3 separate regions of the Homo sapiens genome follow, and all the other regions are linked to region 3. Evidence: chromatin contacts called from ENCODE Hi-C or POLR2A ChIA-PET data. All regions are on one chromosome and are shown on one strand. Each heading gives the region's core, a stretch centred on a gene start or an enhancer-like site at or near the end of the contact. The rest is flanking DNA. Distances are from core to core; before and after follow the strand shown. Region 1 holds the start of MDM1 (Mdm1 nuclear protein). Region 2 has its middle 16 kb from the start of IFNG. Region 3 holds the start of DYRK2 (dual specificity tyrosine phosphorylation regulated kinase 2).

Region 1 (3,916 bases), core at 1,192-3,691, 680 kb after region 3:
TCAAATCATGGTTCTGCCACTTACTAGCTGTAAAGCTGGGGCAGCGACCTCATCTCCCTAAGCTTCCATTTCTCAAGACCTTGGGAGCACTCTTCCCCAGCATTGTCCCCTCAGCTTTCAGGTCTCAGCTCAAATATCACCTCCTCAAAAAGAGCCTTTCCCAACCATCTAATCTAAAGCATTTTCCCTCCAATCCACTCCTCCCGCATGTTATGTATCACACTTCCCTACAATTTTATATAAAAACCTGAAATTCCCTTAATTATTGAGTGACTTGCTTACTGTTTCTCTCCACAGTTAAGGGACTTTGGTTCAGGGCTATATCCCTAGTGTTCCCAGACCAAACTGAGGGTCAGGCTGCTATTTCTCTCGGCCAATAACGAGATGCAGATAAACTAGGGAGAAAGAGAGTTTTTATTTCTATAACCAGTTACGGGAAGAAGGCCTGCAAATTATCACCAGACGAACCCCAAATTACAAAGTTTTTCAGAGCTTATATACCTTCTAAGCTATATGTCTACGTGTAAGTGTGCATTCATCTAAGGATATAAGTGATTAACTTCTTTTAATCTATAACTAAGGTCTGAGTCCTGAAGACCTTCTTCTGGAGCATCAGTAAATTTACTTAATCTAAATGGGTCTAGGTGCTGGGCTGATTACCCTTATCTTGTCTCCTGCTGAATCATGGAGGTTTGAGGAGTTCCTTCAGACCGCCAATAAATTTGTGGAGGCCTGGGGAGTTTCTTCAGACCCCCAGTAAAACTTGTTTAATCCTAAACGGATCCTGTTAAGAATTCCTTATTTTGTCATGCTTTATGGCCCAGGAAAGGCCTAGGCAATACTCTTGATGGGCTTTTGTGACATCCCAGCCTTTGTGTAAGGGCACTGGCTTTTTTTAGCTTTCAATATTTAACTTAACCGCTCAGTCAGTACCGAAACAGTTGTGATGGAGGCCTCCATTAGTGAAACCTGGCCTGCCACACTAGCTGCTGGGAATAGTCCTGGCTCATAGTAAACCTTCAATAAATACTTGATTAATAAATGAATAAATCAACCAGGCCAACTGAACTTTTAATATATCATTTGGTAAACTTAGCCCAAGGTTTACTTAGCCCAAGTTATAACGGCTTGGCCCAAGTTATAAACTTAGCCCAGGTTAGAATGGCTATTAGCCTGCTCAACTTACCTAATTGATCTGATCTAAGTCCAGCCCATGGGTACTTTCGCCCCACGGAGGAATTACAAGACTCGGACAAATAAGACTTTTTCCACAGGAAGTTCCTCTGGTATTCACTCAGCCCCTGTAATGCAAAGTACACTTTTGAGTACAGTCCAATTAATGAATGATGTTTTAAAGCAGACATCGGTGAAAAATAATTTCTGAACCTCCCAAAAGAGACTTAAGACTGAAAATTAAACACAGACGAGCTCCTTAATAAGAGCTAATATTCACCCAGCCCTGTGCTAAGCAGTTCACACGTGTTATATCCTTTAATCCACAACACCACTTGAGGCAGATGCTACCAGGAATTCCAGGCTCAGAGGTTACCCTTTCACTGATTATCTGATTCCAAAGCATGAGTTCTTGTCGGATAACTAATGACAATCTAAATTCTCATCATTCTAGATTTATCGCAGGTTTTCACCGAGTACACAATATTATGTACCATGCCTAGGACCTTTTGCTATTTGATAAAGTCAACAAAAGGCAAACTCCCCTTCCATTCTGAATACACGCCTTTAAGATAAATGAGTCAGGAGATGTGGGACGCTGTGGCCACCTGTGAAGTTGCAGGGTGCTAGTCCCTGACAGCTACCAGCTACCTGGAACTTTTAACATACGCTAAGAATGCACAACGATGAAAAACGTGTATTTCTTTATACGCTGTCTTTACTAAGAACCCATTTCTCAAGCCTTTAAAAGCCACATACACTAAAGTTTTAAAGGTAATGGGGGTTAAATGCTAAGCTAAATGGGCCACAGGTGTCCCAATCTGAAGTCGCCTTTAGTTCTCTTCGCAAAGGGACCTCCTCCCATCTCCACTCCTCTTGAGTCCCCCTAAGTAAATGTGTCTCGCACCATCTGACTCTTCGACACACTGCAGCTTGCAAATGTGAGTGAGCGGAGAGGGAACTAGGTTAAGAGGCGGCGGGCAGATTCTGGGGCCCCTCGAGCAGGCCCTGGGGCTGGCAGCTTCCGCCGGGCAGAGGGCTGCAGCGCAGAAAAGCAGCGTGACCTCGGCGCTCCACACCTCCCCGGCCATGGCTCCCCCCAGCCACATTCCGGCCCGGGGACCCCAGCCTCACCTTGAAGCGCACCGGCATGTCGCCCGGCGCCGGAGCCCCCGCTACTCCGACAGTTAACTGGAGAAAAAGCTCCGAGGGGGCGGGGCGATAACAGTGTTCCCTAGCAAAGCCTCGGCCCGGCGTCCCCGACTACGCGCCGGCGCACTCCGCGCTTCCCGCCTAGAGGCCTGTCGGTCTGTTTTTCCCCGCCCTTTTTGGAGCCTAGGGACCAATAGAGACTCGCAGAGTGCCTTACCTCCATTAGGATTTGACCAATGAGTGGCCGAAAGGGAGCCGCCTACCTCCCTTGCCAAATCCCTGGGGCTGATAGAGATGGCGGGCGGAAGGCCGGCCAATAAGGCTCCCGGAACCGGGCTGGGCGGGACCCCGGGGGTGCCTTCCTGGGTTGGGTGGACCGGTCCCTGGTTCGCCGGGTCCTGCGCAGCAATGCGTCTGCTTGCTGGTGGAATTCGCCAGCCGCCAGCCTCGCTGGCCCAGGTGCTTGACAGCATCAAAGGTCAAAGTGTGTTCTTCATGCTAACATCTATGAGAAAACCGAACGCTTCTTTTTCTGAAAGTGCTCAGATTTATTCTGCTGAATATCGGTTCGTACAAACGACAGCCGCATTACAGTTTATTGTCACATCAAAAGGGAAAGGCCAAAAAAATATATAACTTAGGCAAGATTTTTGAAACTTTATTGAAACTCGAAAGACAAACTGCTGTCTCTTCCTCCAGTGATGTTCTTCCTCCTTCAATCTCTACCTTCCCCAAAATGATGTACATACAGCCCTTAGATGAGAAAACGTTTATTGAAGATGGTTGTCTCAACTTCCAAACCTTCAGCCTTGTCTCTCCGCTCAACCTTTTTTTAAAAATAAAACTTCATCTGATTTTAATCGACTATTGCCATCATCGTCGATAAATGTTTCTTGACAGAATACTGCTGATTCTGAGAATTGGGAAAGAAAGAAATTGTCCAGATAGTTCTCTGATATACTTGGGAAGGACATACATCTTTATTTATTTATTTATTCATTATTTATTCAATAATGGTGTAATGTGACATGTGCTAAATTTCTAAATGAAAGGTGTCAATAATAAGGGCTACAGGATCTGGGAGCAGGGAGTCATTTCGGACGGCAGAAGATGCGTCAGGAGGAAATATTCAGACTGAAAGGACTGCAATAAGTAAAAAGTGGGACGATGAAAGGGCAGATGTCTGAATGGAATGCTGCCAGGCTTCTTCCAGGAACAACAAATGAGTGCCTTTTACATTTGTCATGTGTTGACTGAATAAAAGTATACCACTCTTAAACTTTCAAATATCAACACCAATCCTTGATGCTTCCCTTTAAGCATTTTCCGCAAAAGCTGTCTTCCTGAATCCTGATTGATGTCTTTGTTCTTCATCATCATCGAGATACTTAAAAATCATTTGAAGAAGCCACCTGATATCTGGAACAAAGAGCATATTAAATTAGTCCCAATGCAGCCATGCATCCAGGGGGCCCTTGATTAATGTTAATTGGTGATGACAGCATCTCTGTCGTGTAAATTAAGAATGGCACAAACAAGACACAGTGGAACATAGAACAAAAGTCATCTGCAGGAAGGCAGCCCATCTTAC
Region 2 (4,458 bases), core at 608-3,107, 530 kb after region 3:
ATCATAAAGCTAAGTAAGAAAGCTAAAGTTCTTATCTCTTTTCTTCTTCAAAGAGGGTAGCTTCTTTTAGATTGCAGCACAGAATTTTTTTTTTTTTAACTTCAGGCAACTCTAAACATGTGTCAGTTTCTTTAATTAAGATTTGGCATCCCCAACCATCTCATCTGACAAGAACAAGCAAGGGGGAACATATTCCCTATTTAACAAATGGTGCTGGGAGAATAGGCTAGCCATATGCAGAAAATTGAAACTGGACCCTTCCTTAAACCTTATACAAAAATTAACTCAAGATGGATAAAAGACTTAAATGTGAAACCCAAAACTATAAAAACCCTAGAAGAAAATCCAGGCAATGCCATTCAGAAGATAGGCATGGACAAAGATTTTATGACAAAAACACCAAAAGCAATTGCAACATAAGCAAAAATTGACAAATGGGATCTAATTAAAATAAAGAGCTTCTGCACAGCAAAAGAAACTATCATCAGAGTGAACAGACATCCTATAGAATGAGAGAAAATTTTTGCAATCTAGCCATCTGATAAAGGTCTGATATCCAGAGTCTACAAAGAAGTTAAACAAATTTACATTAAAAAAAAACTCAACCCCATTAAAAAGTAGGCAAAGGATATGAACAGACACTTCTCAAAAGAAGACATGCATGCAGCCAACAAACATGAAAAAAGCTCAACATTACTGGTCATTAGAGAAACGTAAATCAAAATAATAATCAGATACCATCTCATACCGGTCAGAATGGTGATTATTAAAAAGTCAAGAAAAAATGATGCTGGTGAGGTTGCAGAGAAAAAGGAATGCTTTTAGATGGTTAGTGGGAATGTAAATTAGTTCAACCATTGTGGAAGACAGTGTAGCAATTCCTCAAAGATTTAGAAACAGAAATACCATTTGAACCAGCAATCCCATTATTGGGTGTATACCCAAAGGAATATAAATCGTTCTATTATAAAAACACATGCACACATATGTTCATTGTAGCACTATTCAAAATAACAAAGACATGGAATCAACCCACATGCCCATCAATGATAGACTGGATAAAGAAAATGTGGTATAAATATACACCATGGAATACTATGCAGCCATAAAAAGGAATGAGATCATGTCCTTTGCAAGAACATGGATGGAACTGTAAGCTGTTATCCTCAGCAAACTAACACAGGAGCAGAAAACCAAACACCACATGTTCTCACTCACAAGTGGAAGCTGAACGATGAGATCACATGGACACATGGGGGGAACAATACGCACTGAGGCCTGTTGGGGAAGTGGGGTGAGGAAGAGCATCAGGAAGAATAGCAAATGGATGCTGGGCTTAATATCTAGGTGATGGGTTGATCTGTGCAGCAAATCAGCATAGCACACATTTACCTATGTAACAAACCTGTACATCCTGTGCGTGTACCCCAGAACTTAAAATAAAAATTGATGGAATAAAAAAGATTAGGCATCCCAAAACTTAATGATATATAACTTGTCCTATTTGAAAATTAGAAACATCATTTGCTAATTAGAATCATAGATCATGACTTATATGCTGGTCATATTTATGGTTGCATTAGGAATCCTATCAACCACAAAAAAAGTATGCCCTGCACTCTGTCTTTTTTTTCCTAAAAAGAAAAATAAAGCCAATCACAAGAGGGAAAATCTAAATGACATTTCACAAAGTGTTCAATCTATGCTTCCATTAGGAAAGTGAAAGAACCCAAGAATGGGAAATATTTCTTGTCACCCCAGGTGAATTTGAAGAAGTATTTTTCTGGTTGGCTTTTTCAGCAAGACTAACAACATTCTGTTCTATTGGCCTGTGGTCAGGGGTTTCCCCCAAGGTGCCTTCCATCTCTCGGCAAAGAGCAGTAACTTGGTGGGTTGTTTTCTTCTTAGTCACCTGATAGGATTTCCCAGGACAGAGGTGTCAAGCCAATTCTGACCTAACTTCCCATGTCCTTCCTGTGGGTCACCCTGAGAAAAAAGGAAATCGCTCTTCTCCCCCACCTGGTGCTGATGTCATTCCTCTCTTCAGCCCAGCGTCTCAATGCACTCAGGGACGCTTCTGCCTCTGCAAAGAGCAAAGGCTTCAAGTGATGGCCTTGCATGGTAGCATTCTCTATCACAGAGTCAGGAAGCTCTTAGACTTCCTTTTATTTGAAGAACTGCAAGGAAACCACCTGCAGAGCTCCCAAGACCTCAAGAGTTTGTTTTGCACCTTCGCTCTTCTGAGGTAATCACACCTGCTGCCACAGCTTCAATAGCTGAAGCCAAGGAGTAAAAATTGCACCAACATCTATAAATCCATATGAAGCTGAGTGGTCTGAATAACCTTACCAGATGTTTTTCTCATAGAAGAAAAAAAGTCCAAGTTATCCTCATGTGCTTTTCTTCCTCACTAGGTTTTAAGGTCCTAGAGAGTATACACTGCCTCTTAGTCTTCTTCATCTATCTCAAAGTGCCTGGCTGAGTGCTTTACATGAAGTATCCAATAATTCTTGACCATCAGACCTGGGGGGTGGAACCAGCAGGGCCATTTAGCCAGGGCTGCAAGCCCAAACAGATCTCTATTCTTCAGCTGCAAGTTAGTGCCCAAGCCACATAGGGAATAGGATGATACCTCATTACACATGCTGATGTTAGCTTTAAACTATGCCTGCCCTCTGTTTTCCTAAAAGCTGTGTTACTGCCAATCTCAAAAGCTGCTGTTCATAGTCATTCACTGTTGGACATTAATGACAAATCACTTTCATGAACTGACATCCATTTAAAGGGATTTTTTAAAAATGTGTTTATCTCATAACTGCTCCTGTTTATATGAGGATCCTGTCTTCTTTGAGATTATAATGACAACAAATGTTATTCGTTTTCTGCACTATTCATATAAACAACATAACTGGGCATAATACTTTCATGATATCATGTCATTACTAATAAATCACCTTTTTAAAACATCTCTATGATAGTATCATGGTTAACAAACAGCACAGACAAAGGAGCAAGACTGAGTTTGAGTCCAGGCTCCATCTTTTACCAGCTGTGTAAACTGTGTGAATCTAGGCAAGCTCCTTAAAGTCTCTGGACTCTACTTCACAGGTTTTTTGTGGGATTCAAATGAGTTATATGTGCAGCTCTTGGAATAATACTTGGCATATAGCAAGCACAATGTGTGCTCATCATTTTTATTTCCATTTTATGGGTTTTTTTCCCTTGTAACCTGATTTAGAAGTTGTATTTGTACATTTCTTCATGTTTAACGTATTTGTTCAGGTTAAATTGAAATATTTTACATATAGAAACTGAGGTTGGGTTACCTCAGAAACAGAGCTTGAGACAAGGATTTTTTTTTTTTTTTTTTTTTTTTGGTGGTGATTCTAGGAAGCACCAGTAGAAAAGAGGCAAAGAGATTCAGGGAAGGGAAGGAAGTCAGTTCAGGGTGGTTCCCAAAGGGAGCTACTGTAGTCAACTGAGACTCAGCCCACTATAGACCTCTGGGTGATGGTGTAGCCCATACCCCAAAGTTATCCTGCCCAAGGGACGAAGAAGTTGGGGTATCTATCCTGCGACTATCTTTAGCACTGTCTGAGCACTGCTCCCAGGGCATTAAACCCCTAGCTCTTCCAGTCTTCCTCATGTGAAAATAGAAAGAAGCCCTTAGGCCAAGAATAGTGAACTGTTACAGTCACAGGCAGAGGGTAAGAAGAGAGAGGGAGGCTGCTGAGAGGATGTTGGCAAGGCAGGTAGTATCTGCTATGAGAAGTTATTAATTATTCCCTCATATTTTTTTTCAGTTTTTATTACATCCTTTATTTTTCGGCATTAGTGTCAGTATACCAACAAGTTGCATTTGCCAGGACTTTTGTGGTGACAAGTGACGAAAATTCCAGTCACACTATTTTGATCAAAGAAAGGATCTCAGAGACAGGTACTCAAGTGTTGACAGGATTTGTCTCTCTAGCTGTCACTTCTGCTTCTCTTTGTGAGACAATGTCAATCCTGCCTCCCACAGAGCAGCATTCACCAGCTGGAAGGTAAGTTAGCCATTAAGGCATTTAATTGAAACACTGCACTAATTCATCAAATACTTGCTGAGCTACATATTTATATCATCAGGGAAATGCAAATTAAAACAACAAGATACCCACACACCCATTATGAAATGGCAAAAATCTGGAACACTGACAACACCAAATGCTGGCTGAGACGTGGAGCATCAGGAACTCTGACTGAAGGTACAGCCACTTTGGAAGACAGTTTTGCAGTTTCTTATAAAACTAACCTTACTCTCACTATACCAGCCACCAATCACAACATTCCTTTGTATTTACCCAAAGGAGTTGAAGTCTTATGTCCACACAAAAATCTGCACACAGATGTTTATAGTAGTTTTATTCATAGTTACAAAAACTTGGAAGTAACCATGATATCCTTCAGCAGATGAATGGT
Region 3 (4,157 bases), core at 1,230-3,729:
ACCCACTTCACTCTCCCCAAAGCCCCAGGAGTGTGTTTGTACAGCTTTTCTATTTAACATTCACTCAGGGAGATGTCAATATTTAATAGAATATTTAACAGAATGAGGAAAATCTAAGCAATGGTTAATAGTCACTTAGAGGTCAGTAAAAATTAATATAATTTTCAAAGATGTACCATTTATAATCAAAATAGCTATGGGGTAGGTCAACTGCAATATTTCCTTATGTTAAGCCACAAAAAATATACAAAATTGAAATTATATTTGTCATGATATAAAACAATATACTACAAAAAGTTCCCTATTGTCTTTTTCTTTCTTAAAGTTAATGATTGTGATCCTTTGTCAAAAAAAAAAAAAAAAAAGAATCAGTGCTCCTTTTCCTCATGTTAAATGAGTAAATTAATATTACTAATTTGGAAATCGTAAACTATGGCTTCCAGTAACTAGCATTTATTTTATTCATGAGAAAACAGTGGCATATTTAGCTTCTACTGAAGTATTGTACGAATAACTTAAGCAAAAAGGGGTGTCATATTATATTAAAATTGATTTTTTTGTTTCATTTTTTTATTTGAACATCAGTTGTATGGAGTACTCATTTTAAAAAGGAAAATGGTATGAAAATAATTGTTTTGAAAGGAGAAAAAAGAGGTGTGAGCTTTCTTGAAAGTGTAAGGAAAGTAGTGTGATGGAAGTCATAGTGAAATCAGACTGGGAGTCAGAAAACCGGTTCTAGTGTCATCTCTGCTACTTAGTAGCCCTTTTCTTTTAGTCGATTCTAAACACTAAATATGCTTCCGCATGTGGATTTAAATGTGATGGTCGCCAGTGACAAGCATAGGGGGATATTTCTTGCTAGGGTCAGTTCAGGTCATGATTCCTCTAAAGGCATATTATTGGATTATTTTACTGTGGGTCTACTTTATTAGGAGAAGGCCCCGAAAGGGTGTTTTGTTTTGTTTTGTTTTGTTTTGTTTTGTTTGGAGGGACGTAATACTAGGGAAAATTCTTTTTGTCACAGGTTCCCTCTCCCAGTGACCCTAACTTGGAGGCCTCTTTAGGAGTCCCAGAGACTCTGAGAGGGTCACACTGTACCTTGAAACAGTTTTTGGCGTTTGTATAAAGCTGCGGATGCGCTCTGTAGGAGGTTGCTATGACAATTTGCAAACAGTAGAGTGGATGAAACTCCGCAGGAGGTGGCTCCCTTCCGACTGGAGTCTGCACTAGTTCGGGCCTGCACAGTAGGTCCAGCCAGGAGCCAGAGATACTCGGGCGGGGCAGAGCATAATGGACCCCTGGCCCCAAGAGAACTTCAGAAACTAGGCACCTCTCGAGAAGGAAGTGCATGGCATAACTCTGCCCCGTCATCCGGGATTTGTCGGGCTTTCCCACCCCACCTCCTCTCACAGTTGAAGTGGCAAAACCTGTGACCTTTGAACAGAGGCGCACTGTGTGCCACGCACGACGAGGCGCGGATGTGAGACGGGAAAGCAATTTTTTTTTGGTCTTCAAGGAAAAGAGAGGTTGTATATGGCGAATAAAAAAGGCAGGGAAATTCTCCACGTGTCTTGGAAGGGAAGGGGGAAAGAGATGTGTCGGGTGGGGTGAGAGGAATTCGAGGTGTCGCTCCCTCACCGCAGAGCTGAAAGGAAGGTGTGTCTCTCCCAGTGGCCGCGCAGGGGAAAGGCTCGGAGTTGTAAGGAAATAGGAGATGTCTCTGATGTTTATTTTTGCCTAGCAACCCACAGCCAACTGCTTCCCCAGCTGCCGTCCACACGCGCCTCTCTGCCTCCCCTTGTCCTAGCGACTGGCGAGCGGTCACTTGGTGTCAGTAAACCGGGGAGGGTGTGTGGTGGAGGTGGGAGGGCAGCCCCCTCTTTCGCCCCTGCTCAGGGTCAACGAGCTCAGCGGCCGCCCCTCCCGGGACTTGCCTCTCCGAGGTGACCCTCGCACAACTAAGTTATCTACATGATGAATTGGGGAGAGGGGAGTGGCTAAGTCGCTGGGACCAAGAATGGGGGGACGGGGAAGCAGTACTGTCTGTGAGCAGCCATTCAGTTCGAAGAGCTGAAAATGCATTTATGTTTAGGGGTGCGCATGGCAGGGGAGGGGTCTCTGCGGCGCTTTCGGCCGGAGGGCAGCAGCGGTAGGTTGAGCTGTAGGGCAGAGAAGGGGCGCCGCGGGGCCGGGGAGGGGAAAAGGTCGCCGGAGTGGAGCCGAGGGAAGCAGTGCAGATGGCCGGAGGGGGCGGAGGAGGGCGAGCGGAGGCCGCCGAGTTTTCCGGGGAGCGGAGGGGCGGCTGCGCGCAAACCGGGGGACTGAGAGGAGCCGGGCGGGAGGTTGGGTGGGGGTGGGGTGTGCGTGGCCGCGGCCGGGGGAGCCGGGGGCGGGGCCTGCGGCGGCGGAGGAGGGCGGCGGAGGGCGGCGGGGGCGGGGCCGCGCGCCGGCGCCTGTGTGTGAGTGCGCGGGGGCGCGCGCGCGCGGGCCCGGGAGAGGCTCCCGAGCCAGGCGGTCTTCGGTCCTCGCAGCGCTTCCAGCTCCCCGCGCCCCTATGTGAGGGAGACGGGGAGGCCCGCGGCGCGCAGGGGAGGGCGAGGCATGTGCACGGGCCGGAGGGTGCTGCAGCCGCCCGAGGAAGAGGAGGACGGCGGCGAGGAGGAGAGCGGGGGGCTCGCGGCGGCGGGCCCCGGCCGAGGGGATGCAGTGGACTGTGTGTGTCTGGCTGTAGCAGACGCGAGGCGGCGACGAGGCGCCGGGGACCCGCGCGAGGGGCGGCCGGGAGGCGGCGGCGGCGGCCGCCAGAAGTAGCAGCAGGACCGGCGGCGGCGACGGCAGCCCTGAAATGCATTTTCCTCTCCAGCGGCCATGTTAACCAGGAAACCTTCGGCCGCCGCTCCCGCCGCCTACCCGACCGGTAAGGAGGCCGTGCCGCCGCGCCGCATCCCCGGACCCCCGCCGGCCCTGGGCAGCCCCTGTGGCGCGGGCGGCCGCTGCCTGCGGGACCTCGAACAAAGTCGGCGGCGCGGCGCGGGGGAGCCCCCGGGCGGACGACGCGCCCCGGGCTCCATGCAGGGTTGTGCGCGGCCCCGAAGGCCCCTCCGCGGGGAGCCCTCGGCCCGAAGAGGCTTCTGCCTGCCGGGGGCCCGGGCGGGGACCGTCCAGGCCTGCCGCCCCGCCCTGCGCTGCCCGGGGCTTGGCGTGGCCGTGGCTCCCTGCTCAGCTGTCCAAACCCACCTCCCGGCTGCTGGCCGTCTGCAACGTGGGCCGCCTAGCCCCGGCGCGGCCCGGCTCCCCCGCCGGGTCGCGAACTCGCGCGCCAGGGCCCCACTTAACTTTGCAGCTGCCCGCGCCCCGCCCGTGGGTGTGCGCTGGGGAGCCGTGACCCGAACGCCCGTTTTTACTGCCCCGGTCTCTTCCTCCGTCTTTCTTTGGAAGAGGGTTGTCGCTGCCCAGCGGGGTTGGAGGGGGGGTCTGGGTGACTTTCTCCCCCCTGACCCTCTTTTGTCTCCTCCCGCACGTGGCTTCCAGGCCGAGGTGGGGACAGCGCCGTTCGTCAGCTTCAGGCTTCCCCGGGGCTCGGTGCAGGGGCCACCCGGAGCGGAGTGGGGACTGGCCCGCCCTCCCCCATCGCCCTGCCGCCTCTCCGGGCCAGCAACGCTGCCGCCGCAGCCCACACGGTGAGACCCAGCCCGCGGGCGGCCCGGGCGGTGGGGGCGGGAGGGGCCCCAGGCCGAAGCACCCGGACTTGGAGGGGTCTGACGCCGGGAGAAGAGGGGTCGAGATACAAGCAGCCCCACGCCTCGGGCCGATGGTCTCTCGTCGACGCCGCCCTGGTTAAGTTGGGCGAGCCCAAAGCTGCAGCCACAAAGGAAGATTCGTGGCGTGGGCCCCTTACTTCCCCTCCAGAGCTCGCCCACCCATGACCTCCTCTTCCTAGGAACTTCCTCCTTGCTGCTTTCCTTCTTTCCTCATTTTTCGTCCTTGCATCCCAGAGTTCCCTTCCCTGACCCGGTAAACATCTCTGTCCTTCCCCCACCTCCCCGTGGGTAGTGGGTATTTATAGAAACAGATACGTGTTAGGGGACAGCCAGACCGGCCTGCCCGGAAAATCGATCCCCCAAAGAGCCTCCCAGGCCTGGCTCCAGCCAGCAGGG

The links. Hi-C counts contacts between places; a loop is a spot of excess contacts on that map. ChIA-PET counts read pairs that join two places held with the same protein, here RNA polymerase II (POLR2A). Pooled maps may share reads with other maps.
Region 1: a loop to region 3 is called in a pooled map, with 7 times the contacts of the local background. The contact joins the promoter of MDM1 here to the promoter of DYRK2 in region 3. A Hi-C loop is called at or near these places in 13 of 50 pooled maps.
Region 2: a map of CD8-positive, alpha-beta T cell shows a loop between it and region 3 (2.5-fold over the local background). The contact joins the enhancer-like site here to the promoter of DYRK2 in region 3. A Hi-C loop is called at or near these places in 3 of 168 maps with a recorded cell type or tissue (CD8-positive, alpha-beta T cell and naive thymus-derived CD4-positive, alpha-beta T cell) and 10 of 50 pooled maps. POLR2A ChIA-PET finds 5 or more read pairs at or near these places in 2 of 52 experiments (CD4-positive, alpha-beta T cell and naive thymus-derived CD8-positive, alpha-beta T cell).

Annotation. Positions count from the first base shown.
Region 1 is chr12:68,329,921-68,333,836 of GRCh38, forward strand. It overlaps MDM1 (Mdm1 nuclear protein), which reads right to left and starts at 2,442. Exons shown (of 15, transcript NM_001354969.2): 1 at 2,308-2,442; 2 at 1,187-1,301. The coding sequence starts at 2,325. LOC105369819 (a long non-coding RNA gene) reads left to right here and starts at 2,711. Exons shown (of 3, transcript XR_945057.3): 1 at 2,711-3,916. RefSeq lists an enhancer at 1,993-2,082 and a silencer at 2,383-2,642.
Region 2 is chr12:68,173,839-68,178,296 of GRCh38, forward strand. No RefSeq gene overlaps it. Among named protein-coding and RNA genes, the nearest start is that of IFNG, 16 kb to the left of the region's middle. RefSeq lists an enhancer at 2,070-2,129. Within about 2 kb of position 1,858, at least 6 of the 41 ENCODE cell types and tissues checked have a DNase peak (open chromatin) inside an H3K27ac peak, as active enhancers do; they include CD4-positive, alpha-beta T cell and CD8-positive, alpha-beta T cell, where a contact is called at or near this core.
Region 3 is chr12:67,646,266-67,650,422 of GRCh38, forward strand. It overlaps DYRK2 (dual specificity tyrosine phosphorylation regulated kinase 2), which reads left to right and starts at 2,480. Exons shown (of 3, transcript NM_006482.3): 1 at 2,480-2,917; 2 at 3,532-3,680. The coding sequence starts at 2,869. RefSeq lists silencers at 2,143-2,252, 2,353-2,652, 2,663-3,322, 3,483-3,872.